Linked DNA regions of Homo sapiens: region 2 is linked to region 1. A link is an interaction called in ENCODE POLR2A ChIA-PET data of the cell type or tissue named here. Cell type or tissue: HepG2. All regions are shown on one strand. Each heading gives the region's core, and the rest is flanking DNA. Links, peaks and the distances in the headings are about the cores only. Region 1 has its middle 28 kb from the start of TCF23. Region 2 holds the start of ABHD1 (abhydrolase domain containing 1).

Region 1 (15,146 bases), core at 2,476-10,475:
TCAGACTGTGTGAACTCTGTTTCATCACAGCCCAAGTAGCACTGGCAATTCTGGCAGCTGGACTGGAAACCATGTGGCAATCCTTTTAAGTGTGTCTCCCTTGGAACAGAAAAATCCAATGGCTTTCATGGAGACAATTATTGGGAACGTGACTGGTAAACACCTATATTTTCTGTCAGAGAACCTGGCCCCAGAGATAAACTTATATGCATTCATGAGAAAGTAGTATTCGTTTGCTAAACTATATTTATGTTGTAGACTTGATTAAAGAAGAGCTTGTGTAAGTAAACACAAAAGACTGAATATGCATTTATCTGTTCCCTCCCAAATCCCCACTGTAATAACAGTAAAGAAATAAAAGGACCATAAACTCACAGGGTTAAAGAGAAGGGAAAAATATGACAGAAGTCAAAATATGTCAACACAATTTTGGAAAATGAAAGCATATGGGCTGTCTTAGTCTGTTTTGTATTACTATAACAGAATACCCGTGACTGCGTGATTTATCAAAAGAAGAAATTTATTTGGCTTGTGGTTCTGGAGGCTGGGAAGTCCAAGATTGAGGGGCCACCTCTGGTGAAGGCCTTCTCTTTTTTTGGCCTTGTCATTCCTATGGTGGAAGGCAGAAGGGCAGGAGAGTCTGTGGTTGCATGTTTGTGTGTGGTTGGGGAGGGAGAGGAGGAGCCAAGAGAGGGCTGAACTCGTTGATCTCATTTTTTTTTTTTTTTTTTTTTTGAGACAGAGTCTCACCCTGTCACCCAGGCTGGAATGCTGTGGTGCGATATCGGCTCACTGCAACCTCTGCCTCCCAGGCTCAAGCAATTCTTGTGCCTCAGCCTCCTGAGTAGCTGGGATTACAGGCGTGCACCATCATACCTGGCTAATTTTGTACTTTTAGTAGAGACGAGGTTTTTCCATGTTGGCCAGGCTGGTCTCAAACTCCTGATCTCAGGTGATCCTCCATGACCTCGGCGTCCCAAAGTGCTGGGATTACAGGCATGAGCCACCACACCCAGCCCTGAACTCACTTTTATAACAAATCCACTCTTGAGATAATGAACCCACTCCCATGATAGTGACATTAATCTATTCATGAGGGCAGACCATCATGACCTAATCATCTTTTAAATGTCTACCTTTCTCTCAAGAATGTTCACCTTTTCTCCTTGAAGAATGATTATAATAACAGCTTTAAAGTCTTTGGTAATCCCAACACTGGGGCTGGCATCTGTTGATTGTCTTTCCCCTTGAGAACTGATAGAACTTATCAGATTTTCCTGGTTCTTTATATTCTGAATATTTTGTTCTGAGGCTCTGAGTTCTGTTATATCTTCTGGATATTGTTGATTTTCTTTTTTTCTTTTCTTTTTCTTTCTTTTTTTTTTTTGTTTTCTGTTTTTTTTTTTCTTACACAGGGTCTAGCTCTGTTGTCAGAGCTAGAGAGCAGTGGCAAGATCTTGGCTCACTGCAACCTCTGCCTCCTTGACTACAAAAGTTCTCCCTCCTCAGCCTCCTGAGTAGCTGGGACCACATGTGCAAGCCACCATGCCTGGCTAATTTTTTTTATTTTTTATGTTTTGGTAGAGATGGAGGTCTCACTTTGTTGCCCAAGCTGGTCTCTAACTCCTGGGCCTAAGCCATCCACCCACCTCGGTGTCCCAAAATGTTGGGATTACAGGCGTGAGCCACAGTGATGAGCTGGTTAATGTTGATTTTCGTTTGTTTCTTTGTTTTAACAGGCCACCCACCCAGCGAGATTCAGACCACAAGTTCTGTCTCATCTTCTATGGATTCCCACATGAGTCAGTTCAGTTTTGGAAGACTTTGCTCTGCTGTTTGGGTCTGTTCCTTCATGTACCACTCAGGGGTTGGTCTGGGACTTGGATGTTGATTTATATTTACATTTTAGTTTCATTCTCAGAGCCTTTGCTATGCATCTTTGGGCATGTTCTGCACATGCATAGTTTAGGGGTGAACCTTGGAACTTAGATTAGTTTTTACACAGAATTTGAGATATTCTTCTCCAGCTGTCTCGTCTCAGGGATTTCCACGTCACAAATAAACAAATGAATAGAATAACATTTCAAATAATACCCAACAGGTTTTGGGGAGAGGGAGAGAGAACTGAACTAAATGTTTTGAAGACTTATATGGAAGAATAAGTCTGAGAATAGATGGACACATATTATAGAAGAATAGTGAGGTGGTCTTTGCCTTACTATATGGTAGAACAGATAGATGAGTAGTACACGGGAAAGTCCAGAAACAGATGTAAACATGGAGAGAGAATGAGTATCTGACAAGGTAGCACTTAAATTCATGCCAAGGCTGGAAACAAAGCAAATAGATAAACAAAATAATGCTTAATGGGAAAAATATATGTATTTTTTTGACGGTCTCATTCTGTCACCCAGACTGGAGTGCAAGGGCGTGATCTCGGCTCACTGCAACCTCTGCCTCCTGAGTTCAAATGATTCTCCTGCTTCAGCCTCTGGAGAGCTGGGATTACACGTGCCCACCATCATGCCTGGTTAATTTTTGTATTTTTAGTAGGGACAGGGTTTCACCATGTTGGTCAGGCTGTTCTTGAAGTCGTGACCTCAGGTGATCCGTCTACCTTGGCCTCCCAAAGTGTTGAGATTATAGGCATTAGCCACCATGCTCGGCCACTGTGCTGGTCTTGAAACATCTTTTGAAGACAGGGATCTTTGTGACAGGAGAGGTATATTACTCTTTAAAGGTCGGGGGCATGCATGAAGCTCCACACTTGTGGAGATGAGGTTGCCACGAGCTCTTTCTTTTCGCAAGGCTGGACTGGACAAGCAGTTGCAACAATTCAAAGTTCCTAGGACACATAGGGACAAGTTTTTAGCACCATTAGAAGTCAGTGTCAGGCCGGGCATGGTGGGTCACGCCTGTAATCCCAGCACTTTGGGAGGCTGAGGCGGGCAGATCATCTGAGGTCAGGAGTCTGAGACCAGCCTGGTCAGCGTGGTGAAATCTCATCTCTACTGGAAATATACAGATTAGCTGGGCATGGTGGAACACGCCTGTAATCCCAGCTACTTGGGAGGCTGAGGGAGGAGAATTGCTTGAACCTGGGAGGTGGAGGTTGCTGTGAGCTGAGATCACACCTCTGCACTCCAGACTGGGCGAAAGAGCGAGACTCTGTCTCAAAAAAAAAAAAAAGAAAAAAGTCAGTGTCCCACAGGATGACTTCCTGACAGAAGCCTGTTCTTGAGGCAAAGACAGTTGGCTCTTCCAAGTAGGAAAAATGGTTCTTGGGGAGTGGCCATCAGATGTGGCTGAGTTCATGTCTGCCCACTAGCATCTTTAGGTTCTTTCAGGCATCATGGAAAACTAGAAATGCATCTGCAGATTGGTCCAGGGGGTACAAAAGACAAATCAGAGAGTTAACTGTGGTTGGTCTAAAGGTCTTGTTTTGATTTTGCAAGCCACGTATTTGGGATTCCTTCATTGATCATGTGGTGTCACTTGCTTGGTCAGAACATGTTTTAAGTGATAGAAAGGATACTAAATTCTGATGCTGGAAATGTTTAGTGAGAGCATTTTTCTTTCACCTCCATTCCCTTCTGTGCCTCGCAGGTCATCCACCATGTTCATACATTTTGCATGAGATAAACTCATTGTTTGTGTTGCCAGGAAGATTCCCATTAGCAGAATATTTGGGAAATGTGTCGTAACATCCTGAATGAGGGTTGCCAAACAACCATTGCGCCCGATTATTTTTTCTGGCACTTTAGATACTTTTTTTTTTTTTTTTTTTTTGAGACAGAGTATCACTGTCGCCCAGGCTGGAGTGCAGTGGAGTGATCTCGGCTCACTGCAACCTCCATTTCCCGGGTTCAAGCGATTCTCCTGCCTCAGCCTCCCAAGTAGCTGGGATTACAGGCAACTGCCACCATGCCTGGTTAAATTTTGTATTTTTAATAGAGATGGGGTTTCACCATGTTGGGCAGGCTGGTCTCGAATGCCTGACCTCGGGTCATTCACCTGCCTGGGCCTCCCAAAGTGCTGGGATTATAGGGGTGAGCCACGAAGCCCAGCCTAGATACTCTTTAATCACCTTTCCAATGTAAAAAAAAAATTCTCTTCAAATTAGTTTTTCTCCAAAATTGACACTCATGCCAGGATATGGACACACACAAAATATTGCTGCAATTGAACATACAAGGACTCAGTAGCCATAAGGGTGCATTTCAAAACTTTTGGATACTTTTTAAAAACAGTACTCTGTTTTTTTAGCTACTTTGCCTCTTTTCATATGTAATGTTCCTTTGTGCATAACTATCTTTGTTGGTTCAGCTTCTCAAACTGAGCAGTGGTTAATTGTGGGTCTTTCAAGCTGTCCAAATTGACATTTGATGTCATATCCAACGTTCAAATAAGAATCCTTGTACTGACTGGGTAAAGAGGCTCATGCCTGTAATCCCAGCACTTTGTGAGGCCGAGGTGGGAGGTTTGCTTGAGCCCAGGAGTTTGAGACCAGCCTGGGCAACATAGTGAGACCTCATCTCTACTAGAAATTAAACAAAAAAATTATCCAGGCTAGGGCAGAAGAGGTCAAGGCTGCAGTGAACCATGATTACACCACTACACTCCAGCCTGGGTGACAGAGCAAGATTCTGTCTCAAAAAAAAAACAAAAACGAAACAAAACAAAACAAAGAAAAAAGAAAAAAAATGAAACCAAAAAAAGAATTCTTGTATATTGATCACACTCTTACCAGCTTCTATGACTTAGGGCAACAGAAACAAATCTGAAGGTGTTCCCCTTTTGGCACTTTGTGAGTTCCCTGCCCCCTGCCCCAAATCAGACAAAGACATCACAAGAAAAGAAATCTACAGAACATCATCCCCTATGAATACAGTGCAAAAATATTCAAAAATATTAGTAAACAAAAACTAGCAGCTTGGCTGAACACAGGTTCTAAAAACAAACAAAACAAAACAAAAAACAACAAAAAAACACTAGCAGCACACAAAAAGGGTTTTACACCATGACTAAGTGGGATTTATCCCAGGATTGCAACTGTGGTTCAGCATATGCAAATCAATTAATGTGCTATGCCACATTAATGAAATGAAGGGGTGAAACCATATGATCATCTTAATAGATGCAGATAAAGCATTTTACAAAATCCAACACCCTTTCATGATAAAAACACTCAACAAACTAAGAATAGAAGGGACATTCCTCAACCTGATGAAAGGCACTTATGAAAAACTCACAGTTAATACTATTATAATTAATGATGAAAGACTGAAGTTTTCTCCCTAAGATCAGGAATAAAACAAAGATGCCTATTGCTGTCACTTTTATTCAACCTTGTACTGGCAGTTCTAGCCAGAACAATTAGGCAAGAAAAATATATATAGAAGTCATCCAAATTGGAAAGGAAGAAGTAAAACCACCTGCATTTGCATACAACATGATTTTGTATATAGAAAATCCCAAAGAATACACCAAAAATACTATTAGAACTAAGAAACAGGCCGGGCAGGTAGCTCACACCTGTAATCCCAGAACTTTGAGAGGTGGAGATGGGTGGATAACTTGAGATCAAGAGTTTGAGACCAGCCTGGGCAACAAGCAAGACTCCATTTCTACAAAAAAAAATTTGAAAATCAGCTGGGCATAGTGGCGCACACCTGTAATCCCAGCTACTCTGGAGGCTGAGATGGGAGGATTGCTTGAGCCCAGGAGGTGGAGGCTGCAGTGAGCTGAGATCACACTATTGCATTCCAACCTGGGTGACAGAGGGATACCCTGTCTCAAAAAACAAAAAAAGAAGAAAAAAATTAGTAATACAGTTACTTATATAGCATATTTTTGTCTTAAAATTACGTCAGGAAGTTTTTATTTCTATATTATTCCAATAAAAACAGATGCATGAGAAGAAGCACCCCCTTTTCTCCTGTTCTCCTTTGCTGGATCAAGTCATATCTTCACATATTGTCTGGAATTGCTACAGCTATTTTGAAACCCAAAGTGAAAGCATCATCAACCTGCTGAGGATAGCAAGGCAGAAAGACAAATTCATCGGTGGACCTGGATCTGTGATGACTTCATCAAGGCTCTGAGCCAATCGTGGACCACCTGGCCTCCAGACATCATCTTATGTGAAATGATGGCTGTCCTTATTGTGTAAGCTATTTGGTTTGAGTATGTTCTGCCTAGCAGCTAGAAGCGTCCAACTGATGCCAATGCTTCTGGTAAAAGTTGTGATTAAAGCAGATAACGGTGTTAGCTGACGTGCTGATAAAATCGGAATCAGTACATGGCCAAGTCATGGATCTGGTGGAAAGTATTCAAATAGATCAATGCATGCTTGGTGATGCTGGTGCCTGTCATCATAAACATCCATCCAGGCCATCATGATCACCTCCGAATGGTACAGGACTAAAGTCCAATTCAGGATCTACACACCCTGCTTATAATAATGCCCTAACTTCCTTTGAAGATGAAACGCATTTCTCTGTGTTCTTTGAACTATTGTACAGAAAAACTTCCCCAGGAAACTCTTTGAACTCATATTTGTTTGTTTCTCATTAAACAAAACAAAAAAAAAATTGGCCAGGTGCGGTTGTTCATGCCTGTAATCTCAGCACTTTGGGGAGCTGAGGCGGGCGGATTGCTGAGCCCAGGAGTTCAAGGCCAGCCTGGGCAACATGATGAAACACTGTTTCTACTAAAAAATACAAAAATTAGCCGCGTGTGGTGGCATGTGCCTGTAGTCCCAGGTACAGGAGGGAGGCTACAGGAGGCTGAGGTGAGAGGATCACTTGAGCCCAGGAGCCAGAGGTTGCAGTGAGCCGCGATCACACCACTGTACTCCAGCCTGTGCAACAGAGTGAGACTGTCTCATAAAGATAAAAAATTTAAAAACTGGCCAGGTGTGGTGGCTCATGTCTGTAATCCTACCACTTTGGAAGGCTGATGTGGGCAGATCGCCTGAGGTCAGGAGTTTGAGACCAGCCTGGCCAACATGGTGAACCCCTCTCTCTACTAAAAATACAAAAATTAGCCGGGCATGGTGGTGCATGCCTGTAGTCCCAGCTACTCAAGAGGCTGAGTCAGGAGAATCGCTTGAACCTGAGATGCAGAGGTTGCAGTGAGCCGAGATTGCATCACTGCACTCCAGCCTAGGTGACAGGACGAGACTCTGTCTCAAAAAAAAAAAAAAAAAAAATTAAAAAACTAAAAAAAATTATACATTTCATATAGTTTACAAGTCAAATAACCTAAAAAGGCATACACTTGAAAGATTCACTCTCTTGGTGGTGTGTGGCGCCTGTAGTCCCAGCTACTTGGGAGGGTGAGACAGAAGGACTGCTTGAGCCCAGGAGTTCAAGGCTGCAGTGAGCTGTGATAATGCCACTGCACTCTAGCCTGGGCAACATAGTAAGACCTCATCTCAAAAAAAAAAAAAAAAAAACAAGACTCACTTTCACCTTATCCCCCATCTGCTCCAGTTTCCACTAGAACAAGTAACTGCTTTTTATTGTTTTGTGTGTGTGTGTGTGTGTGTGTGTGTGTGTGTGTGTATCTTATGCAAATAAAACAGAAATGATGTATGATCTGGTAGCATAAAATACACACTGCTTTGTACTTTTCGTCTTATCCATTTAAAATCTCTTTTCACATTACTGTCACAGCAAAATATGAGAAAGAACTGTTTCCCATAGAGCATGTTGTCAAACTTTGAGTTTTTATCCATATGATAGGTGAGATGGGTTTTTTTTGTTTTGTTTTGTTTTGTTTTGTTTTTAGAAGGAGTCTCACTCTGTCACCCAGGCTGGAGTTCGGTGGCATGATCGCAACTCACTGCAACCTCCACCTCCCAGGTTCAAGTGATTCTCCTGCCTCAGCCTCCCAAGTAGCTGGGGCTGCAGGTGCGCGCCACTGTGCCCAGCTAATTTTTGTATTTTTAGTAAAGACAGGGTTTCGTCGTGGTCGCCAGGCTGGTCTTGAACTCCTGACCTCAAGTGATCCACCCGTCTCAGCCTCCAAATGTGCTGAGAATTACAGGTGTGAGCCACTGTGCCTGGCTATGAGACAGTATTTCAGTGTAGCTTTAATCTACACTTCCCTTTATTATTAATGAGCTGGCCTCTCTCTTTGTGTTGCTAACTGGCCATTTGTATTCCCTTCCTGAGATCTGTCTGTTTATATTCTTTCTCCATTTTTCTATGGGGTTTTGGTCTTTTTCTTAATGATTTCTAGGAGCTCTTTAAATATTAGGGAGATTATCCCTATGTTTATGACCTGAGCTCAAATACTGTTGTCCAGTCTGACACTTGCCTTTTGATTATGCTGATAGTGATTTTTGCCTTGCTGATTTTCTTCACACTATTTTTAGGTTTAGAAGTAGAACAGGGAGGGCTGGGTGTGGTGGCTCATGCCTGTAGTCACAACACTTTTGGAGGCCAAGGCTGGTGGATCACCTGAGGTCGGGAGTTCGAGACCAGCCTGACCAACATGGAGAAACCCCATCTCTATTAAAAACACAAAATTAGCCAGGCGTGGTGGCACACGCCTGTAATCCCAGCTACTCGGGACGCTGAGGCAGGAGAATCCCTTGAACCCGGAAGGCGGACGTTTCAGTGAGCCGAGATCGCACCATTGCACTCCAGCCTGGGCAACAAGAGCGAAACTCCATCTCAAAACAAAGACAAACAAAAAAAAGAAGTAGAACGGGGAGAAGGAGCCAGGAAGAAGACTGAGTTGATTAGGAAACCTAGAGAAGTGTTTCAAGAAGGATGGAGCTGGGAGTAATGCCAGAGGCCAAAGTGGAAGGATTGCTTGAGGCCAGGAGTGAGCTGCCAGGCTGTACTGAGCTATGATCACACCACTGCACTCCAGCCTGGGCGACAGAGTAAGGTCCTGTCTCTCAAAAGAAAAAAAAAAAAAGGAAAGAAGAGAAAAGATGGAGTAGTGAAATCAAATGATGCCCAAAACACAAAAACATAGCGACACAAGACCACAGAAATCGACATCAGCTTTGGCAAAAGGGAGGCCACCAATAACCTTACCAGTGCTGTTGTAGGAGTGAGCTGGAGATGGGCTCTTGATTGGAGTGAGTGAGTGAGGAAAGACAATGGAGACAGCAATAATAGAGAGCACTTAAATTTTTTTGCTATGCAGCAGGCCAGGGAAATGTGGTGGTAGTTAAGGTGGGGAAGTGGGGTCAGGAGTTTTGTTTAATGGGAGATGCCATGCTAGAGAGTGTTTGCATGCTAATATACGTGAGAGAAATGATCCAGTGGAGGGCGAGAAGCTGAGGATGCAGAAGGCAGAGGGAATAATTTTAGGAGTGAGGCCCTTTGGAAGAGCAAGAGGGGGTGGGATTCTGGCCCCAGAAAAGAACAGGCCTCTGGTGGGAAGGGGCGCATCACCCATGGTGAGCCTGGACACGCCAGCTGGGAAATGGGTAGCTGTGGTAACAGCCACATTGCACCTTGGTGAAATCATAGCTCACTGCAGCCTGGCGCCACCATAGCTCACTGCAGCCTTGTGCGACCACAGCTCACTGCAGCCTGTCTGAAAACAGGGGATTACTGCCTGATTGCTCTTGTTTTTGTCATGAAGTACGTGGTGATGGCAAGCTGAGAGGTTCTGAGGAGAAAAAAGAAGGCGAGAAATAAATGTGTTAGAATGTAAGAAAGAAAACATATCAGGGAAGATTGCCACAGAGTGTTGAGTGCCTATTTGAGATTTTTGGTTGAGAATTTTGAGGCAGGCCAGTGAACACAATCGTGTATTCATTTCCAGCAGTGTTCAGATGAAGTGTAGAGTGGGAAGACCGTGCAGGGTCGGGATGTTGCAACGCAAAAACAGTGGGAGAGGAGGGGTAAGGGATAAGGATATTTGCAAAGGAGCAATTACAACAATGAACATAGAATCTGGGATGAATAAAGAGGAAGTAAGGACACGAGGGAAGATGGTTAGTAAGACAGAAGGAAGCAAATGAATTAAAGGTCTCAAGAAGACTGAAGAAATACTGGACTGCAGGCATGAGACTGAGATGGAAGGATAAGACATAGGGATCACAATATCCAATCAGAATGCTTAAAATAGAGATTCTGAGAATGGTGTATTATTGGTTTTGACAAGGTTAAGGGCATGACCATAGAAATGGGTGGCTGAAGAGAGAAAATAGAAAATTGCATTTGAGGAGGTCAGAATCTAAGATGCCAAGATGTTGGATAAATCATCCATTTGAGTGTTGAAACCAAAAAAATGATGACAAGAATAGGATAGAGAGAAAGACAGTCAGATGATAAAATCTTCAATGAAAGACAGGGAATGACTCAGAATTTAGTAGAAGTTGCCACCAACAAAGGATATTGGGGGACAAACCAGAGGGTACAAACTCTAAAGCCCCTGGTGTTTTTGAAATAGAAGGGAGAAGAAATCATTGAAAAGCAGCAATGAGGAGTCGGATGGACACTTACTTCCACGCCCACAAAATCCTGGGTTTGACTCTCCTTGGCATAAATGGGGTCGTGTCTAAATCGAGATCTGGGGTGCAGTTCGTCCCTCTCAAACCACACGGACTTAGCTGGGAGAGGACATTGAGATATTATTGCTAGAAGGGGAGGAAAATCTTATAGTGTGTTAATTTCTTGTACAGTTTTGTGTTGATGCTAAAAAACATTTCCGTTACTTCTTTTGGTTCGGTCTCATTAAAAACCACTTGTTTGAGTTGTTCGGTTTAGTTTTCCTTCTGCAGATTATTGAGTCATTTAAATGGATTGTAGTTTTCTCTAACTTACTAACGATGGGATATTCCCATTCAGAACAGGCAGCCAGGGTCTCTTGGACCAGGGTGAAACACCAGGAATTGGAAGATGAATGTTTCATCCTGGTGGGACGCAGCTAAAAAGCTGCCCCGTCATGACCCTCCACTGTCTGGGGAAGGGGTCTCCCTGAGTGGATGCACTGGGGAGCTCATGAATCAGTCAGAGCAGTCCCTCCTCTTGTCTGTGTGGCAGCATGGGGGACCCTCCCAAGATACAGCGAGTGGTGGGGCAGCCCCTTGGAGTTCCCTCTCAGGGGACTCCACGGAGGCCTGCCAGGTGAGTTCCCTCAGGGAACCTGAGGCTTGCAGCCTTTGTCCCAGACTTCCAGGAGAGGAAAAGTTGTCTCCACTGTGATCCTTGCGTTCATGCTCAGGGGCATAAAAAAGAAAGTGGCATATGGATCTTGAGAGAAGGCGTGGCCTGAGGCACCGCTAGAATGTTCACTCTGGCTGTTCCATGGCTCCTGTGAGGATGTCAGGAAAGGTAGGGGATGAAGAGTACATGCAGGCCAGCATCTTCCCATCCCTGCACATCTGACTGGTGTTTTTTTGTTTTTTTTTTGAGTTGGAGTTTCACTCTTTCACCCAGGCTGGAGTGTAGTGGCGTGATCTTGGCTCACTGCAACTTCTGCCTTCCAGTTTCAAGTGATTCTCCTGCCTCAGCTTCCCGAATAGCTGGGGCTACAGGCACGTGCCACCACGCTTGGCTAATTTTTGTATTTTTAGTAGAGACGACATTTCACCATGTTGGCCAGGCTGGTCTCGAATGCCTGATCTTGTGATCTGCCCGCCGATCTGCCCGCCTCGGCCTCCCAAAGTGCTGGGATTACAGGCGTGAGCCACTGTGCTCAGCCCTGACTGGTCTTTAATGGAGCCTACAGACAAGCTGCACGTGGTGCCCTGCAGACCACACCTACCCCTCAGCCATACCCCAGCACCCACGGGAGACTCAATTCCCCTTTCAGATCTAACAGGTATTGGAAAGAGGAAGCATTGTGCAGTGGCACTTCAGAAAAATCCATGTAGGTCCTTAAAAGAAGCAAGAAAGGGAGCTGATAACACTAGTTTTTCCTGAGGGAGATATGATAGCCAGGCTACACAACCAGGATCCCAGGAGTTATCTGGTCCAGATCTGGAAGTGACATGATGTACCGCTGTCGCAGGTATAACATGAATGCCTGCTGAATACATTTGACAATGCAAAGATAAGACATCAAGCCAGGAGATCTTCTGGATAATAGAGACTACTCTGCCCCAAGATAGGCACAGCCAAGCCCCAGCCTGGATAGTATTCATGAGGGCCTTAATGGAAATGAATGGGTCCCACTTAAAAAAATAAATCAGAAAACAAGCTCACTGAATACAACTGGGGTGACAAAAACATGCATCTGAGTGGAGACAGAGGAAATTTCTATCCATTTCTGCCCAATCTAGTGCCTCTGGGCAGAACCAAAAGCCTGGCAAAATCTAGAATTTATACACTACGAAAATCTTAAGAAAATATTCTGGCTCTAAGAATAAATAAAAATAGATTTTAAAATAAGCAGTTTGTGTTCTTCTGCTTTATTTAGACATAGATTTAAATGGTAGGAATCATGTACTTAACCCGGTTAGGAAAATTATATATCACGAGGCGTTTTTTTTGGGTGGGGAGGATGGACTGGGTTTATGATAATTCATAATGTTTGCTACCCACCTGCCAGGGGAAGGACACTGAAAGATCATGGCCCATCAAGGCCTTAGGTCATGCTGCTCTGCTTGCAAATTGCACAACTTTCCTGTTAATTTGCGGGGCAACTTTTGCACACATGTTTACAATCTGGTTAAAGAATCAGCCCTTGCAATGATGTCATTAAACGCACACAGACACAATGGTGCCATAGTAACAACAAGGTGCCTCTGAGCCAGGTGCATTGGCTCACGCCTGTAGTCCCAACACGTTGGGAGACCGAGGAGGGAGGATCCCTTGAGCCTAGGAGTTCGAGACCAGCCTAAGCAATATAGTGAGATTCCGTCTCTACAAAAAAATTAAAAAATAAAAAATCAACTGGGCATGGTGGTGCCCCTGTAGTTCCAGCTACTCAGGAGACTAACGTGGGAGGATCACTTGAGCCTGGGAGGTTAAGTCTGCAGTGAGCTGTGATTGTGCCTTGGGGGCAACAGAGCAACACCTCGTCTCAAAAAAAAAAAAAAAAAAAAAGTGCCTCTGGAGCTGGAAATTTTCAAGTTCAGTTGCTCCAGCAACTGGGGAGGGTCATGAAGACTATAGGAAAGACACTACTGTTCCCATGCACATTCACAGGAGAGAAAAAAAAGTCCAGCAAGTACCATGTTCATAAAGATTGGCCTGACCCTAGCTGTCCCATGGCAAACAGTCACACCCAAGACTCTCAGCTTTCTTTGGCTCTGATTTGTTTCTGTAACCATGCCAAGATGCCAAGGACAATCAACCAAGCAAGGCTGTGAGGATCTGCAAACTATTGCAGCCCTCAGATTCCCTACTTAAAAGGGAAATAACTGGGCATGGTGGCACGCACCTGTAGTACCAGCTACTTGGGAGGCTGAGGTGGGAGGATCCCTTGAGTTTAGGAGTTTGAGGCTGCAGTGAGCTGATTGTGCCACTACACTCCAGCCTGGGTGACAGAGCGAGACCCCCCTCTCAAAATAAAAATAAAAATAAGAAAAGGGAAGTAATACTGTATGTAGTCCAGAAACAGGTCAGACGCCAAAAGAATCTTATCTGGGCTGTTGTATGAGTCAGGGTCCAATTAGGAACATAAAAACCACACCAGTTATTATAACAGAGGGAATTTAACGGTAAGGACTGCAAAGGCAAAAGACAAATTCCAAGGAACAGAGAGGTGGCAACTGAAGGACGTAGAGCGGTGGAGTTAATGAAAGAAAAAGGTGGGAGTTACTGGAACCTAGAAGCTTGGAGGAGCCCTGCCGAGGTGGAACTCAGGCTTCAGAACACAGAGTGCTGTATAACTGGTGCTGGCATCTTTGAAGGGGCAGGCTAAAGGCTTGTACTTTTTTTTTTTTTTTAATTGAGACGGAGTTTCGCTCTGTTGCCCAGGTTGGAGTGCTTTGGTACAATCTTGGCTCACTGCGACCTCTGCCTCCCAGGTTCAAGCGATTCTCCTGCCTCAGTTTCCTGAGTAGCTGGGATGACAGGCACGTGTCACCACGTCCTGCTTATTTTTGTATTTTTAGTAGAGACAGGGTTTCGTTGTGGTCTCCAGGCTGGTCTCCAACTCCTGACCTCAAGTGATCCACCCGCCTCAGCCTCCCAAAGTGCCGGGATTACAGGCGCTAGCCACCGCGCCCAGCCAAGGGTGGTTCTGAGAATGGGGAAAAAGTTGGAAACTTAAACCAAGTGGGGCTGCCGGGTTAAAGAGCTGTTGCCACCTTGATAGGGGGGCGCAAGAAGTAAACTGCAAGAAGCAAATCCCCGCTCCCTCCTCCCGTCTTGCGGGCTTCCTCTAGCACCCTCTATTGGTGGAGCCCAGCGAAGTGCCAGCTGGCAAAGCAGAAAGTGGTTTGCAGAACCTCAGCCCCAGCGCCATAGGAAACAAAAGCAGGGTTCCAGCTTGGGGCTATTACAAATAACGCTGTTATGAGCGCTCTCATGCATATCTTTTTTTTTTTTTTTTTTTTTTGAGACGGAGTCTCACTCTGTCGCCCAGGTTGGAGTGCAGTGGCGCAATCTCAGCTCACTGCAACCTCTGCCTCCCAGGCTCAAGCGATTCTCCTGCCTCAACCTCCTGAGTAGCTGGGACTACAGGCGTGCACCACCACGCCCGGCTTATTTTTTTGTATTTTTAGTAGAGACGGGGTTTCTCCATGTTGGCCAGGCTGATCTAGAACTCCTGACCTCAGGTGATCCGCCCGCCTAGGCCTCCCAAAATGCTGGGATTACAGGCGTGAGCCAAAGCGCCCGGCCTTAGGTGTGTTTATACCCTGGATTTAACAGATACAGATATTAACCATTCTGGTGGGTGTGTTGTAGTATCTCAAGATTTCAATTTGCATTTTTCTAATAACTAATGAAGTTGAGCATGTTCAGCCATTTGGATATCCTCTTTAGAAAGTGCCTGACCAAGGCCAGATGAGGTGGCTCCCGCCTGTAATCCCTGCACTTTGGGAGACTGAGGCAGGAGGATCCCTTGAGCCCAGGAGGTCGAGGTTGCAGTGACCTATGATGGTGCCACTGCACTCCAACCTGAGTGACGCAGAGAGACTCTGTCTCTTTAAAAAAACAAAAACAAAAACAAAAAAACTGTGTTTCTAACCCATTTAGCCATTTACTACTGAATTATCA
Region 2 (15,146 bases), core at 3,712-11,711, 54 kb after region 1:
GGGAACATGCTTTCCAGAAAGAGAGTTCCCAGCTAGGCCTTTCCTCACTGGTATTCCTTCTGCCCACAGTGCCTCTACTACGTGAGGGAGGCCCATGGCATTGTGGTGACGGATGTGGCCTTTCTACCTGAGAAGGGTCGTGGTCCAGAGCTCCTTGGGTCCCATGAAACTGCCCTGTTCTCTGTGGCTGTGGACAGTCGTTGCCAGCTGCATCTGTTGCCCTCACGGCGTGAGTCATTGGGGCAGGGCAGGCAGGCACCACCCCACGTTTAATGACCAGAAACGTGCCCCCCGGAGGCTGGGCTCTTTGTGCCACTCCTCCTTTGAAGGGTTCTGGTTTTCAGGCTGGGAAGCCCTTTTGCCCGCTGACCTCCTCCCTTTCCCTCCTGCAGGGAGTGTTCCTGTGTGGCTCCTGCTCCTGCTGTGTGTCGGGCTTATTATTGTGACCATCCTGCTGCTCCAGAGTGCCTTTCCAGGTTTCCTTTAGCTTCCCTGCTTCCTGGGAATCAGGAGCCTGGACACTGCCATCTCTAGAGCAGAGTGGAGGCCTGGACTCCCTTTGCTCACTCCATTCGGGTCCACAGCTGAGGTTGCCGCTGACAAGATGAATGGGCACTGCCTGCCCTTCTAGTGAAAAGGCTTGGCTATGGCCCTGTGTGACTCCAGGTCCCAGGAACCTTGCCTTCGTCATCTGTGGATCCATCCAGAACAGCGGTATCTGAAGCCCAGGCCATACTCCCTGCCTCCTTTCTTCTGCCTACCAGAGGCTCCAGAGTTGAGCTTGTCCTTATCTAGAAACATGTGAAGATGCCCAAGAGCCTGGAGGCACTGCTGTCCTTCCTGCAGAAACAGTTTCTCCTCCTCCCCTCAGCCTTGTGGCCAGTTCCTCTTCACATGAAGCCCCTGGCATTTGCTGGGGAAGGGACTGGCCTGGTACTTGCTGTTAGGGCAGGAAGGGGCAAAAGGAAGACTTGGGTAGTAATCTGGGGGTTCAGATGGGTAGCACTAAGCCAGCTGGCCTAAAGATGCAATAAGTTCCTAGGTAGTCTACCCTTACCTTGAGGAATGGGAAAATGAACCTCAGCCCATTAGGCAGGAAAAGTTGATATTTAATAAACAAGGAAAGAGTGAACTGAGACCCCAAATGGTACTCTTGTCAGCTGTTTCTGTCCTCAGAAGGTAAGAGAGCCCTGAGGTCAGGCAGCCCCTCTGGGTCCTGGAAGATGGCTTTGGCGTACTGATGCAAGAGGCGGCTCATGTACCAGTGCTGCCACGGGAGCAGCCCTTCCAGGAAGCCGATGTGGCCACCCCGGGCTGTGATGAGCAGCGCAACGTAGGGGGAGTGTTGGGCGGCCTGTATGGGAAGGGCTAGGAGAGGGTCAGAGGTTAGAAACACTGGCCTTCACTGGGAGCCCAGGCTGTCTGTTGCGTCCCTCATGGCCCATTTTCCTTGGGGCCAAAGTGTCCTGAATCAGAGTACTCACCACAGACGGGGGAGAAGGGGTCATCTGCTGCACTGAGATAGAGCACAGGGATCCGGATGGCATCTATCTTGGTTCTAGGGCTTGCTGCTTTGTAGTAGGTAACACAGTCTTGATATCCAAAGGCCACAGATGTGTAGCGCTCATCAAACTGGCGGATTGTACGGGCCTGCAGGTCTTACCATAGGATAGGCTAAGATGATAAAGAATAGGAAGATAGTGGAAGACTCATTTGGGGGAACCAGGGGCATGGCTGAATATTATACCTGTAGTACAAAGTCTATGTCCACCACCTTTTCAATCACCTTTCTGTTTCTGCAAAAGTACATAAGAGTTTGGCTTGACACCTGGATCTGATCCCCCACCCCCAGGCCCTGTCTTACTATCTCATGTGTGAGGAAGCCCAGAGAGAACTGACCAAGCACTAGGAGAGCCTGGAGTGTCTGCCATCCTACTCTGTCTACTGCCTCCTCCCACTTGCCACGACCCTACCGTTCCACAAGTTGGCAGAGCCCAGCAGTGAGGGGCTGATTGAAGAGCAGTGAGTTGAGTGGGGTTTCCAGGGAGCGAGTGGTCTCAAAGGAATCCCAGCATGCAGACAGAGTCAGTGCTGCCACCAGCCCTGCAGCCTGCCTGGCCTGTGCCAGGTGATTCAGCACCAGTATCCTGTGGAATTGGACAAGGGACCATGAAAGAAGGGTTTGCATTAATGTGGGTTGGGACAGAGGAAGGGGACATGGAGGAGGAAAAAAAGGAAGACTGGGCCTCTGGGCTAAGCCCAGGCAATCTTTACCCTCCAAAAGAGATGCCCACGGCCAGCAGTGGAGCTTGGGGATAACGATGCTTTATGTGGTTCACGACTGTCTCTAGATCTTCAGTATTGCTGGCACAAAAAGCCCTGTGGGTCTGAGGGCAAACCAGATCATTGGGTAGGGAGGGAGACCGTGGCCAGAAGGTGGAGGGGAAACTGAGGAAGGATAGGTAGGAGGTGAGCCCCAGGGCCAAGGATCTCTAAAGGGAGTGGGTGAAGGGCTGCTATGAGGAAGGCAGCTACTCACCCGCAGTTCCTCCCCACGGCAGCCCCGGTTGTTAAACACGACAGCCCTGTGGCACACACAGGTACATCTTAGCCAGACCCTTCTTAGCCCCTCTCCCCTTTCAGTATTCAGAAAGACCCCTGTCCAAAGACTCCCTTTGTGTAGCATTCTTCTTATCTATCAGTGTCCGGATTGACTTCTCCCTAATACACGTTCTCAGATGCCACCCCACTCTGGGGCTGCACCCATCCTTACTGGTAGCCATCCCTCAGAGCTTGGTTAACTAGGTGCAAGACGTATGTCTCCTGGCTACTGCCAGTGATGCCAGGAAGCAGCAGCACAATGGGCTGGGTAGTAGGATCAGGGTCTTGGCTGCTGTCAGGCTGCTTGGCCCAGTCTAGCAGGAGCTGGCCTCCATCTGGTGTTTGGAGGATGTCACTGGTTTTGGAGGAAGAGGCACACAAAGATACTATTAAGAACTTAATGTAATTCAAAAGCTTTGCCCCCTGCCCCACCCACAAACAAGTCTTATCACTTCCCGTCAGCATCATCTGAGGGTGTTCTTCATGTAAAACAGTAAGGCTTGACAATGTGTGATGGGGACATAAAAGATGACCTGGTGGCCGTGCAATTATATAGCCCTTCCATATAACATCCATTGTCATTGAACCCTCAACACAGGGATGTAGATGAGGCAGATTACCTACATTTTAAAAGTGGTAGATAGGTTTTTCCCTAGATACCTGGGGTTTCATGTTCACCCTGTTCTGTCCCTTCTTACCTCTGATAAAGGACTAGGGGCTGAGACTGCAGGAGGACTTGGAAGATGCTTTGTAGTCGCCCCTCAAAACACCACAGCGTTGGGTAGAAAGTCTCGGTGGTGATGGAACAGTGTGGCTCCAGGAAGGCCAGAAACTGCGGCCCAGCCACCAGCCGAGGCCTCTGTAATCACACAGCAGTCTGCCCCACTTCCCTGACTTTTGCACCAAGCTAGTGAGGCACCCAACACCAGAGGGTGAGGGGGCCCCCTCTCCAGAGCCCAGCCTGGAGGACCCTGCTTTGTCTGCATGTGAGATACTCAGCACAGCTCAGTTGAATGGCCAAGTCTGATAATACACTCCAGCTAGAGCCCCTAAAAAACCCAGTCCTGGAGTGTCACTGCCCAGAATTGACCCTGAACTGGGAGCTGCTGAGTTGACTGAGTGCTGACTTTCCTGCTCAGCCTATCCATGCCCCAAACCCATTTTGGAGAGAGCAGGTGATGTAAACAGCCACGCTCAGTGGTGTGCGCCTGTGGTCCCAGCCACTTGGGAGGCTGAGGTGGGAGGATCACTTGAGCCCAGGAGTTCAAGGCTGCAGTGAGCTATGATAGCACCACTGTACTCTAGCCTGGGCGACAGTGAGACCCTGTCAATAAGTGCCCAGCTGATCCCCTGCAGAAAAAGTCGGGGTTCTGGGCAGGGGCTGAAGAAATGCAGCACCATTCAATCTTCAGCCTTTACTTTGCAGTTGAAAATGAAGCCGGCCGGGCGCAGTCGCTCATGCCTGTAATCCCAGCACTTTGGGAGGCCGAGGTGGGTGGATCACAAGGTCAAGAGATGGAGACCATCCTGGCCAACATGGTGAAACCCCGATTCTACTAAAAGTACAAAAATTAGCCAGGCATGGTGGTGAGCACCTGTAGTCTCAGTTACTCGGGAGGCTGAGGCAGGAGAATCACTTGAACCCGGGAGGCAGAGGTTGCAGTGAGCCGAGGTTGTGCCACTGCACTCCAGCCTGGTGATAGAGCGAGACACCATCTTTTTTTTTTCTTTTTTTTTTTTTTTTTTGAGACAGAGTCTCGCTCTGTTGCCCAGGCTGGAGTGCAGTGGCGCAATCTCGGCTCACTGCAAGCTCCACCTCCCGGGTTCACGCCATTCTCCTGCCTCAGCCTCCCAAGTAGCTGGGACTACAGGCGCCCGCCACCACGCCTGGCTAATTTTTTGTACTTTCAGTAGAGACGGGGTTTCACTGTGTTAGCCAGGATGGTCTCGATCTCCTGACCTCATGATCCGCCCGCCTCGGCCTCCCAAAGTGCTGGGATTACAGGCGTGAGCCACTGTGCCCAGCAACACCGTCTTAAAAAAAAAAAAAAAAAAAAAAAAAAGATGAAGCTACACTGTCTTCTTCCTAAGACTGACTCTGGCCACTCTGGCTCCTGATTTTAGCACCACTTCATCTGTATATTCCTATTCTCTAATGTTCTTGCTCACTGCCAAGGGGTTTTTTTGAGACACAGTTTCACTCTGTCGCCCAGGCTAGAGTGCAGTGGCGTGATCTCGGCTCACTGCAAGATCTCTGCCTCCCGGGTTCACACGATTCTCCTGCCTCAGCCTCCCGAGTAGCTGGGACTACATGTGCCCGCCACCACACCTGGCTAATTTTTTTTTTTTTTTTTGTATTTTTAGTAAAGATGGGGTTTCACTGTGTTAGCCAGGATGGTCTCGATCTCCTGACCTCGTGATCCGCCCACCTCGGCCTCCCAAAGTGCTGGGATTACAGGTGTAAGCCACTGCGTCTGGCCTAAGGGGCTTCTTTCTACCGGGGACCTTATCTTCTCTTACTTGTGGGGCCCCTGCTGTTAGATTGTGCTCTAAAGGAAGAACAGCCCTAATGTGAATCGATTTTTTTCTTCCTTCATGCCAGCTAGGGGGAAGGTGACAAGGATGAAATAACAGGGACAGATGAGGTCAGTGGGCACTAAGCCCTGACTTTCAGCTTCTCTGCTGTGTTCTGGACAGACATCAAGTGAATGAGAGAGCCTAGCCACGTGGAAGGCATGTGAAGGAGGAGTATGCCATAGGTTCAAGAATAGAAACTGCATATCCGCAGTGGGCCCTAAGGAACATGAGGACCAGATTTCTATCTCCAGTACAGTTCCTATAGTCTACAGGGGCAAATGGTAGAGATGCCAAGTCGATAGTGCAACTGTTGGGAGATGTGACTTTGGACCCTAGTCCTTAAGCCCTGGAATTACGACAGCTGTCAGTCGTGTGAAGGCACTGGGCTAAGCCCAAACTTATGAGATATTTTATAAGTGAAGAAGTTATGACTGACAGAGATTAAGTGGTTTGTCCAGTTACACAGCAAGCAAGAGGCAAAACAAAATTATTAACTATGACATTACCACCAGTACTTGTAGGTAAGATTTGTTGAGTTCTCATTAAGCTCCAGGCATTCTGCTAAGCACTTCACACAAATTTTGTCTTGTGATTTTCATAACAGTTCCATGAAATAGGTTCTGTGATCCCCCTATGTGAACGGATTTGAATGCTGAATAACTTGTCAAGGGCCAGAAGCTTGCCAGAGCTAGTTAGTGGCAGAGCAGGAGATTCAAACCCAGGTCTGTCTGACTCTAGAGCCTGCGCTGTCTAGTCACTGTCGGGTATTGCCTCCTAATTGCCAAGATTTTGAGTTGCTATCCTTTTTTTTTTTTTTTTTTTGAGACGGAGTTTTGCTCTGACACCCAGGCTGGAGTGCAGTGGTGCCATCTCAGCTCACCGCAACCTCCGCCTCCTGGGTTCAAGCGATTCTCCTGCCTCAGCCTCCTGAGTGGCTGGGATGACAGGCTTGCGTCACCACACCCAACTAATTTTTGTATTTTTAGTAGAGATAGGGGTTTCACCATGTTGGCCAGGCGGGTCTCGAACTCCTGACATCAAGTGATTCGCCCGCCTCAGCCTCCCAAAATGCTGGGATTACAGGCATGAGCCACTGTGCTCGGCTGAGTTACTATCAGTTTATTAATTCCTTGGTCAAACGGCCCAGTAGTGTGGAACAAGACTTATAAATTTGTTCACAGGTTTGATTTATGTGGGTTAATTTGATTTTAACTCAAGAAAATGTTTCTTGACTCCCTCCTGAGAATGAATTAGTATTACAATATGGCACTGGTTGCTATGCTTAAATCAGTATAGATCCATTACAGTGCTGGCCAATCCAAACACCGTATCTAGAGGGCCTCCAGAATGGCACTTTTCCTGCATTTTAACCAGTATTCGTTAGCTTATAAAGGGTTTAGTCTATAAAGCAGCAGGGGCCCAGATTTCTGTGCAGCTAGTTGCAAGTAAAGGAAAGTGTTTCCTTAGGGGCAGTTTTGTTCTGAAGTGACCTTCCAAATCTGATGTATAAAGTGAGGCCTACAGAGTATTGTGAGGCTTGGAGTTTTTAACTGTTTTATTAAGGAAGACTTTTTTTTTTTTTTTTGAGACGGAGTTTCACTCTTGTTGCTCAGGCTGGAGTGCAATGGCACGAGGCTCATTGCAACCTCCGCCTCCCAGGTTCAAGTGATTCTCCTGCCTCAGGCTCCCGAGTAGCTGGGATTATAGGCATGTGCCACCATGCCTGGCTAATTTTTGTATTTTTAGTAGAGATGGGGTTTCTTCATGTTGGTCAGGCTGCTCTCGAACTCCCGACCTCAGGCGATCCTCCCGCCTCTGCCTCCCAAAGTGTTGGGATTACAGGCGTGAGCCACCACACCCGGCCCTAAGGAAGACATTTAGTAAACAATATATGCTAATGTAGAAAGCTCTGAAAATATGGAAAAGTCTAGGTAACACTAAAGTCTCCTATAGACCTTTTTAAAGGACTCGAACCAGTAGGTGTCTTGTTAGACTCAGCTACCTAGAACAGAGTTTAATGAAGATGAAGAGATTTGGCTTTTCCTGGATATGTAAATTATGTATATATCTAAATTTCAGTGAGAAAAGTCTCCAAATTCATCAAAATCAACCTCTTCAAACTTTCTCATCACACTCACTATATGGAGAGCCTGGAACATAAAACGGCTGAATGAGCAAGGACAGTTGGGGTCATCCATCAGTTCTGAGCTAGGCCAGTTCTGACCTCAGCCAGCCCTTAAGGGAAGGGAGGTCCTACTAAGCTATTTGGGGGGTGGGTGGTATTGGGAGTTAGCCATGACCCACAGACCTCTGGTTCCTTCCTTCAGTGCAGCTGAAAGACTCAGCTAAACCACCTAAAAAGGAACGCAAAGTGTGCACATCTCTGATACCTCAGGATGCCTTCCACCCCACCTTTCCCCAAATGCTTGTCCACATTATAGGGAGCAGCACCCTCCGGTACCCAAAAGGCCCAGCTGGCATGGGGATCACATGGGATGCAGAGGCACTAGAGAGGCAGAGCCGACTCTCCATTCGGTGGTAGCAAATTTCACCTGTGGGGAAGCCCAACCATCCCAGTTCCCACCAAGGGCCCAAGCCCGTGTCTGGAAGCTGCCCCCTACACCCAAACCCGCTGGCCAGAGCGGTGGACCCGCACCCACCTGAAGCACACATGCCCAGTAGTAGCCCAAGTAGAGGGCAACGGCAAGAGCCAAGAGCAGAGAGAAGGTGTCTGCCCAGGTGCCATTCTGGGGGCTCAGGAAGGAGCTCAGCATCTTGTGTTGGGGGCTTCCGACCCTCAGGCTCCTGGCTGGCCCCAGTTGGCCGGCTGTAACTCGCGGTCCCACCCGCCGCCCGCCATAGGCGGCCTGTGCAGGTCCGGTCCCCGCTGCAGGCAGTTTGCGCTGCTGGCCCCGCCCACCGCCGGTGCCCCGGGATGGGCGGCGAGAGGCGGCGCTAGTTGGTCGCGGGGCTGGGTGGCTGGTCGCCTAGTGCCTCGCGCGGATCTAACCCGAGTGACCTGCGAATGGCCTCCCGCCCTCCCCTGCCTTCTTCCCCTCCGCGGTTCTTGGCTGTGCAGCCCGAGACAAGCGGCCTCCCCCAGCTGCCATCTTGGTGCGGGGCATCTCCAGCTCCCTTAAACTCTTCCCCGGCGACGCCCCGAGTCCAGCAGCCTGGCCAGAGTCCCTTAGGCGCTCGCAGTCAGTCACGCACAGGACACAGCTACTCCTGCAGTGACATTCTGCTCTGTCACACACTACAGCCATTCACAGTGACCCTCACCAGTCACTGTCCGACTGTGACACCCCACACTGTCACAAAGCTTTCAGCTGCTCAGTGGTGGCATTGCAACACATGCACCTTCCTGCAGTGTCACTCTGCATTGTCTCATACAGTCCCTGCCACACAGTCCTCGTACAGTAGATAATTTGCTCACCACCCGCCCTGTACCAGGCACTTGATACAGACCCCCCATGTTACTGTCCGTGTCTTCATTGAAATATAGGAGGTCGTCTACTAAGAGTAGTGGCTTTCAACCTTGACTGCAGATCGGAATCATCTAGGATTTTTAAAACTACCAGTGCCCAGGCCCTACCCCCGATACAGTTAGTCTGGAGAGGAGCCTAGGTATCAATACACCGTAAAGCTTCTAGGAGGTCCACAAGTCATCAGGGCTTAACATGGTCCACACAAGAGAAGTACCAGCTGCCATGGGAGCACTGCGGAGGTGCCCGGACTTCACGCGAGGGTGTTCTAGCAGAGGGGGCAGCAAAGGCAAAAGCCTGGAGGTGAAGGATGTCTTAAGGGAACAAAGAAAGTTGGTGTGGCTGGAGCATGTGGGTGGTCAAGGACCACATAATTGCTGCAGTTTATCCTAGGGTCAGAGGAAAGCCATCCAGGGGTTTTAAGAAGGGAAGGGTGACATGAGTTATGTTTTAGGAGAATCATTCAGTTGCTTGGAGAATAGATTGGAGGAGGAGGAAAGTAGAAGCAGAGAGGCCACTGGGAGGCTGCTAACAGAACGCCAGGCTCAAAAGATGCCCGGACTGGAGGATACCCAGGAGAGGAGTGAAGATCTTCAAGATCAGTGGCAGAATTGATAGGACCTGGTAGTAGATTGGAGGCAGGGGAAGAAGGAGGAACATGGATGACCTCCAGGTTTCTGACTGCACAGATATAAAGTGTCCATCCCTGGGACAGGGAAACAGAGGAGAGGAAGGTTTGAAGAGGAAGATGATGCATTTAGACACAGACATGTAGAAGTTGGGGTGCTGGTAGGTGTTTTAACTGTGTTTCCTTAGGTTCTGTATTTGTCTATTTGGCATCCATAAATCACAGGGCCAACCTAATGGCCAAGGTTGTTTACATCTCCCCTACAATCCAGAGCTCACACTCTGAGCACTTCCTTTCTCTAACTTTCACATTCCAAGCCAGTATCTCCCCTGCCCTAAATCAACCCAGGACCAGGTAACCAGGACCTGTCCCTGTGCCCCAGAGCACTCTGGAATTATTCAAACTAGCCAGTCCCAAACTGCTTCTCCTGCCTTACTGGGAGAAGTAAACCCCAATAAAGGCCTGTACCTTCCCTTCGCTTCTTTCTGCCTCCTGAGTGACACTGGCACTTCCCCCTGTGACCGTGCCTTTTGTTTCTAGGGGAACTGCAAATAACATTAAGCTTTTCTTTCAATAGCAGTGACCTCTTCATGTCCTCACTCAGCCACCTTTATAAATTAAAACTCAGGCACAAATTAGTAGGATATTCAATGCCTGAAGTGGCCTGGGGCTTAGAGATTGGAGGTGGAGAATTGGCAATCATCAGCATTTAGGTGGTGTATTAGTTGGCAGTTTGCTGTAAGAAAGCACTACAAACTGGGTGTCTTAAACCAGGGGTCCCCAACCCCCTGGGCTGCAAATTGGTACTGGTCCATGACCTGGTAGGAACCAGGTGGCATAGCAGAAGGTGAGCAGGATGAGCAAGCATTACTGCCTGAGATCAGCAGTGGAATTAGATTCTCATAGGAGCGCAAACCCTATGTGAACTGCACACAAGAAGGATCTAGGTTGCGTGCTCCTTATTAGAATCTAATGCCTGTTGATCTGAGGTGGAAGTTTCATCCCAAAACCATCACCCTCACCCCCAACCCTTCTGATCTGTGGAAAGATTGTCTTCTCTGAGGCTGGGCACGTGGCTCACGCCTGTAACGCCCAATGCTTTGAGAGTTCAAGGCAGGCGGATCACCTGAGGTCAGGAGTTCGAGACCAGGCTGGCCAACATGGTGAAACCTCGTCCCTACTAAAAAAATACAAAAAAAGAAAAAAAAAAGAAAAAAAAAAAAAGATTGTCTTCTCTGAAACTGGTCCCTGGTGCCAAAAAGGTTGGGGACTGTCTTAAACAACAGAGATTTATTGTCTCACACTTCTGGAGACTAGAAGTCAAGACTGAAATATCAGTAGGGTGGGTTCATTCTGGGAACCGTGAGGAATAATCTATTCCATGCCTCTCCCCTGGCTTCTGGCATTTTGCTGGAAATCTTTGGCACTCCCTGACTGGTAGAAGCATCACCCTGATCTCTGTCTTCATCTTCACAAACATCTTAGTGAGTTTGTGCTGCTATAACAAAATCCCACAGACTGAGTAATTTACAAACAACAGAAATTTATTCCTCACAGTTCTGGAGACTGGGAAGTCCAAGATCCAGGCACTGGCAGGTTCGGTGTCTGTGAAGGTCCATTCCTCAGAGATGGTGCGTCTGGGTTTCCTCATGTGATGGAAGGGACAGAAAGGCAAGAGAGCAAGAGGGGTGAACTCTCTCAGAAACCTCTTTCATAAGGTCATTAATCCCTTCATGAGGGGAGAGCCCTCATGGTTTCATCATGTCCCAAAAGGCCCTACTCCTTTTTGGTTTTTTTCAGAGGCAGGATGTCGCTCTGTCACCAAGGTTGGAGTGCAGTGGCAGGATCACAGCTCACTGTAACCTCAAATTCCTGGACTCAAGGGATCTGCCTGCCTCAGCCTCCCAAATAGCTGGGACTACAGGCGTGCACCACCATGCCTAATTTTTATTTATTTATTTATTGTAGAGACACGGTCTCACTATGTTGCCCAGACTGGTCGAAAACTCCTGGCCTCAAGAGATCCTCACACTTCGGCCTCCCAAAGTGCTGGGATTACAGGTGTGAGCCACTGTGCCTGGCTTCCTCCTCTTAATATCACCACAATGGGGACTAAGTTTCAGCACATGAATTTGGTGGGATATTCAGGCCATAGCAATGTTCTTCCTATGTGTGTGTCTGTGTCCACATTTCCTCTTTTGATATGAACACCAGTCATATTGATTAGGGGCCCACCCTACTCCAGTATGACCTCATCTTAATGGATTACATCTGCAATGACCCTATTTCCAAATAAGGTCACAGTCTGAGGTATTGGAGGTTAAGACTTCAACATATAACTTTGTGAAGGACACGAGTCAATGCATAACAGTGATGGGAGCTAGGTGAGCAGATGAGCACATGAGCAGATGGAAAGTGAGGAGAGGGCCCTGAGGAACTCTGACGGTGAAGAAAATGGAGACCTTTTTGAAATGACCAGAGGTAGGAGAGGTATTGCCGAAACCAGCAGAATCCGTGATCTAAAAAGGCAGTGACAAGCAGTGTTCATCACTGGGAGGAGGACAGGATGAGAGTGGGCTTGTCGCTGTGATGACAGTGTCGCTGTGATGGAGTGTCACAAACAACTCAGGAAGAGTTCACCCTGACACCCCAATACATATGCCTCTAACACTCTGCACCGCCACACCCCTGGGCAGTCAGTCACACATTGGCCATACCCTGAAGCCCACACTATCATTTATTTTTTATTTATTTATTTATTTATTGAGACGGAGTCTCAGTCTTGCTTTGTCACCCAGGCTGGAGTGCAGTGGCGTGATCTCGGCTCACTGCAAGCTCCACCACCCAGGTTCATGCCATCCTCCTGCCTCAGCCTCCCGAGTAGCTGACACTACAGGCGCCCGTCACCATGCCCGGCTAATGTTTTTGTATTTTCAGTAGAGACGGGGTTTCACTGTGTTAACCAGGATGGTCTCCATCTCCTGACCTCGTGATCCACCCGCCTTGGCCTCCCAAAGTGGTGGGATTACAGGTGTGAGCCACCACGCCCGGCCCCTGAAGCCCACACTATCACACGGATGCACAGTCACACAAAATACCCCCTACCGTGTCACAAATTCCTCATACACAGAGCCACACATGCCAGTCACAACCGCACATGCTAACAGTAAGTTAGGTTCCATTTTGTCACATACATCTGGGTCCCTCAGGCAGAGAAAGTGGCAACCAAAGCATGAGCACAGTTAAACATACTTCTGATGCACACTGGCCTCACTGTCTCTTGGTCTCTCTGTACTCACATGTGTGCATACAGGCACACGCACACATCCGCGCACACATGCACGCTCACACACGTGCATCCTTACACATGCTCACACTCACGCTCACAATGTCACACGCATGTGCACACCCGCACAAGCACACGAGCGCACTCACGAGCACACGCGGACTCGCACACGCGCACATGCGCACTCACGCACGCACACACGCGCACACTCACACGGGCGCGCGCAGCCCCTCCGGCCGCGGGCGCAGCGGGGGCGCTGGTGGAGCTGCGAAGGGCCAGGTCCGGCGGGCGGGGCGGCGGCTGGCACTGGCTCCGGACTCTGCCCGGCCAGGGCGGCGGCTCCAGCCGGGAGGGCGACGTGGAGCGGCCACGTGGAGCGGCCCGGGGGAGGCTGGCGGCGGGAGGCGAGGCGCGGGCGGCGCAGCAGCCAGGAGCGCCCACGGAGCTGGACCCCCAGAGCCGCGCGGCGCCGCAGCAGGTGGGTGACACCCCGCCCCGGCCGGCCGGAGACCCGAGCCCATCGCCGTCAGCCAGCCAGGGCCGCGCGGGGTAGGTGGCCTCCAGCCTCTGGTCCAGATCCCGAGAGCGCAGTCCCTCTGCATCCCCTGCGGCTCAGACGCGGCGGGAGCAGTGGCCCTTGCCCCTGTGTACCCTGAGGGCAGGTGGAGGAAGGGACTGGAGAGCGAGCCTGAGGCTCCTTGGTGTGAATTTGGGGCTTCGCAGTTCCCCAGGCGCTTCCCCCAGCCCCGCATTCCGTGTTCCAGCAGTCCTGGGGGAGGGGCAGCTGGCGGGAGCTTTCCCCCTCATCCGACGGGGAAGAAATGGAGCGCTGGGGAGGGCCCGAGGCTGTCGTCCGCTTGCAGGTGGCCGAGGGACCAGCTCCCGGGTGTGGGCTCCTCTAGCCCTGTAGCCGCTGTCTCCTTTCTTGGGGGATGGGTGCTGGGAGGCACAAGGGCACCAGAGGGATAAATTAAGAATTAAGGGAGAGGATTCTACTCAAAATTTTAGCTTCCCAACAGTTCGACTCTACAGGAGATGGAACTGCCGGCCTGTGAGGTGCTAGGTTCCTGTCCTGGAATGATTCAAGCAGAGGCCATTTGACAGGGTTGCTGAGGAAGAAATTTTTGCTTTGGATGGGAAGTTACCCAGGATAACCCTGCAAGGCCCCTGCCACAGCCCAGAGGCTCTGAAATACCCAAGCAGCACCTGCTTGGTGCCAGGCACCTACCCTAAGTTTTCTCATTGCAGCCTCCCCAAACCTTTAGGAGACAGATACCGTTATCCTCATTTTTAAAATGCAGATCCCGACCAGGAGCAGTGGCTCACGCCTGTAATCCCAGCACTTTGGGAGGCCGAGACGGGCGGAACACGAAGTCAGGAAATCGATACCATCCTGGTTAACACGGTGAAACCCCGTCTCTGCTAAAAATACAAAAAAAATTTAGCCAGGCGTGGTGGCAGGCGCCTGTAGTCCCAGATACTCGGGAGGCTGAGGCAGGAGAATGGAGAATGGCGTGAACCCGGGAGGCGGAGCTTGCTGTGAGCCGAGATCGTGCCATTGCACTCCAGCCTGGGCGACAGAGCGAGACTCCGCCTCAAAAAAAAAAAAAAAAAAAAATTCAGATCCCAGGGCTCAGAGAGGTTAAGACACCTGCCTAGGTCCCACAGTGAGTAGTATCAGAGGCAGGATTTGATCAGAAGTCTAACCTGTAGAGCGTGCTCTCCTCCCATGCACTGGTGCAAAGGCTTGAAGAACACTGGGGCCGGAGGGTCATTGTGAATGTGTGAGTGCACGTGTGTGACATAACTTTATTAAATTACATGGCAACTGTTAACAGTTATGGTGGCTTTCATGTGTTTATTAGGGTAATTATGTTCATGCACATTATAGTTATAGAAAATGGTTAGGGACATTTTTATTGGACAGGCAGTGGTTCAATAACTATTTTATTTCTCTCACAAAAGCTTTTGTTAATGTTTAGAAATGTCTAAGTGTCAACACATCGCACTAACCTCATTACACATTACATGAGGTGTCTTAGCCTTTCCTTAAACCACTGAGGTGGGTTACTTGCACTAAAATGTCACAGTTGGAAGCATTACTTAGAATATTGGCCAGGTGCAGTGGCTCATGCCTGTAATCCCAGCACTTTGGGAGGCCAAGGTGGGTAGATCACTTGATCAGGGGTTCGAGAACAGCCTGTCCAACGTGGTGAAACCCCGTCTCTACTAAAAATACAAAAATTAGCCAGGTGTAGTGGTGCACACCTGTAATCCCAGCTACTTGGGAGGCTGAGGCAGGAGAATCGCTTGAGCCTGGGAAGTGGAGACTATGGTGAGTAGATTTTGCGCCACTGCACTCCAGCCTGGGTGACAGAGCGAGACTCTGTCTCAAAAAAAGAGAGAGAGAGAGAGAGAGAGAGAGAGAGAGAGAGAGAGAGAGAGAGAGAGAATAGGCCTGGCCTGGTGGCTCATCCCTGTAATCCCAGCACTTTGGGAGGCCAAGGTGGGCAGATCACCTGAGGTCAGGAGTTCAAGACCAGCCTGGCCAAGATGCCGAAACCCCATC

Evidence for each region. ChIA-PET counts read pairs that join two places held together with the same protein. Peaks named below come from ENCODE experiments on the same cell type or tissue, not always from the same donor. Only the 100,000 strongest peaks of a DNase experiment are listed, where the experiment ranks them.
Region 2: POLR2A ChIA-PET joins it to region 1 with 11 read pairs; 7 of 35 experiments call an interaction of 5 or more read pairs at or near these places.

The regions. Positions count from the first base shown.
Region 1 is chr2:27,169,201-27,184,346 of GRCh38, reverse strand. No RefSeq gene overlaps it. Among named protein-coding and RNA genes, the nearest start is that of TCF23, 28 kb to the right of the region's middle. RefSeq lists an enhancer at 12,532-12,826 and a silencer at 14,282-14,331. In HepG2, for the core only: no CTCF peak of the experiment used is centred there; DNase peaks (open chromatin) are centred at 3,546, 4,516 and 6,406.
Region 2 is chr2:27,116,755-27,131,900 of GRCh38, reverse strand. It overlaps ABHD1 (abhydrolase domain containing 1), which reads right to left and starts at 8,086. Exons shown (of 9, transcript NM_032604.4): 1 at 7,839-8,086; 2 at 3,300-3,460; 3 at 2,774-2,956; 4 at 2,540-2,585; 5 at 2,275-2,387; 6 at 1,974-2,147; 7 at 1,748-1,796; 8 at 1,485-1,650; 9 at 1,089-1,368. The coding sequence starts at 7,952. The coding sequence ends at 1,157. CGREF1 (cell growth regulator with EF-hand domain 1) reads left to right here and starts at 12,773. Exons shown (of 6, transcript NM_006569.6): 1 at 12,773-13,055. PREB (prolactin regulatory element binding) reads left to right here. Exons shown (of 9, transcript NM_013388.6): 8 at 70-229; 9 at 393-1,145. The coding sequence ends at 487. LOC124907744 (a long non-coding RNA gene) reads right to left here. Exons shown (of 2, transcript XR_007086252.1): 2 at 14,416-15,146. RefSeq lists silencers at 8,002-8,141, 8,162-8,241 and enhancers at 12,840-13,340, 13,341-13,841. In HepG2, for the core only: a CTCF peak has its summit at 8,129; DNase peaks (open chromatin) are centred at 5,490 and 8,520; H3K4me3 peaks cover 1,276 bases; H3K27me3 peaks cover 3,398 bases.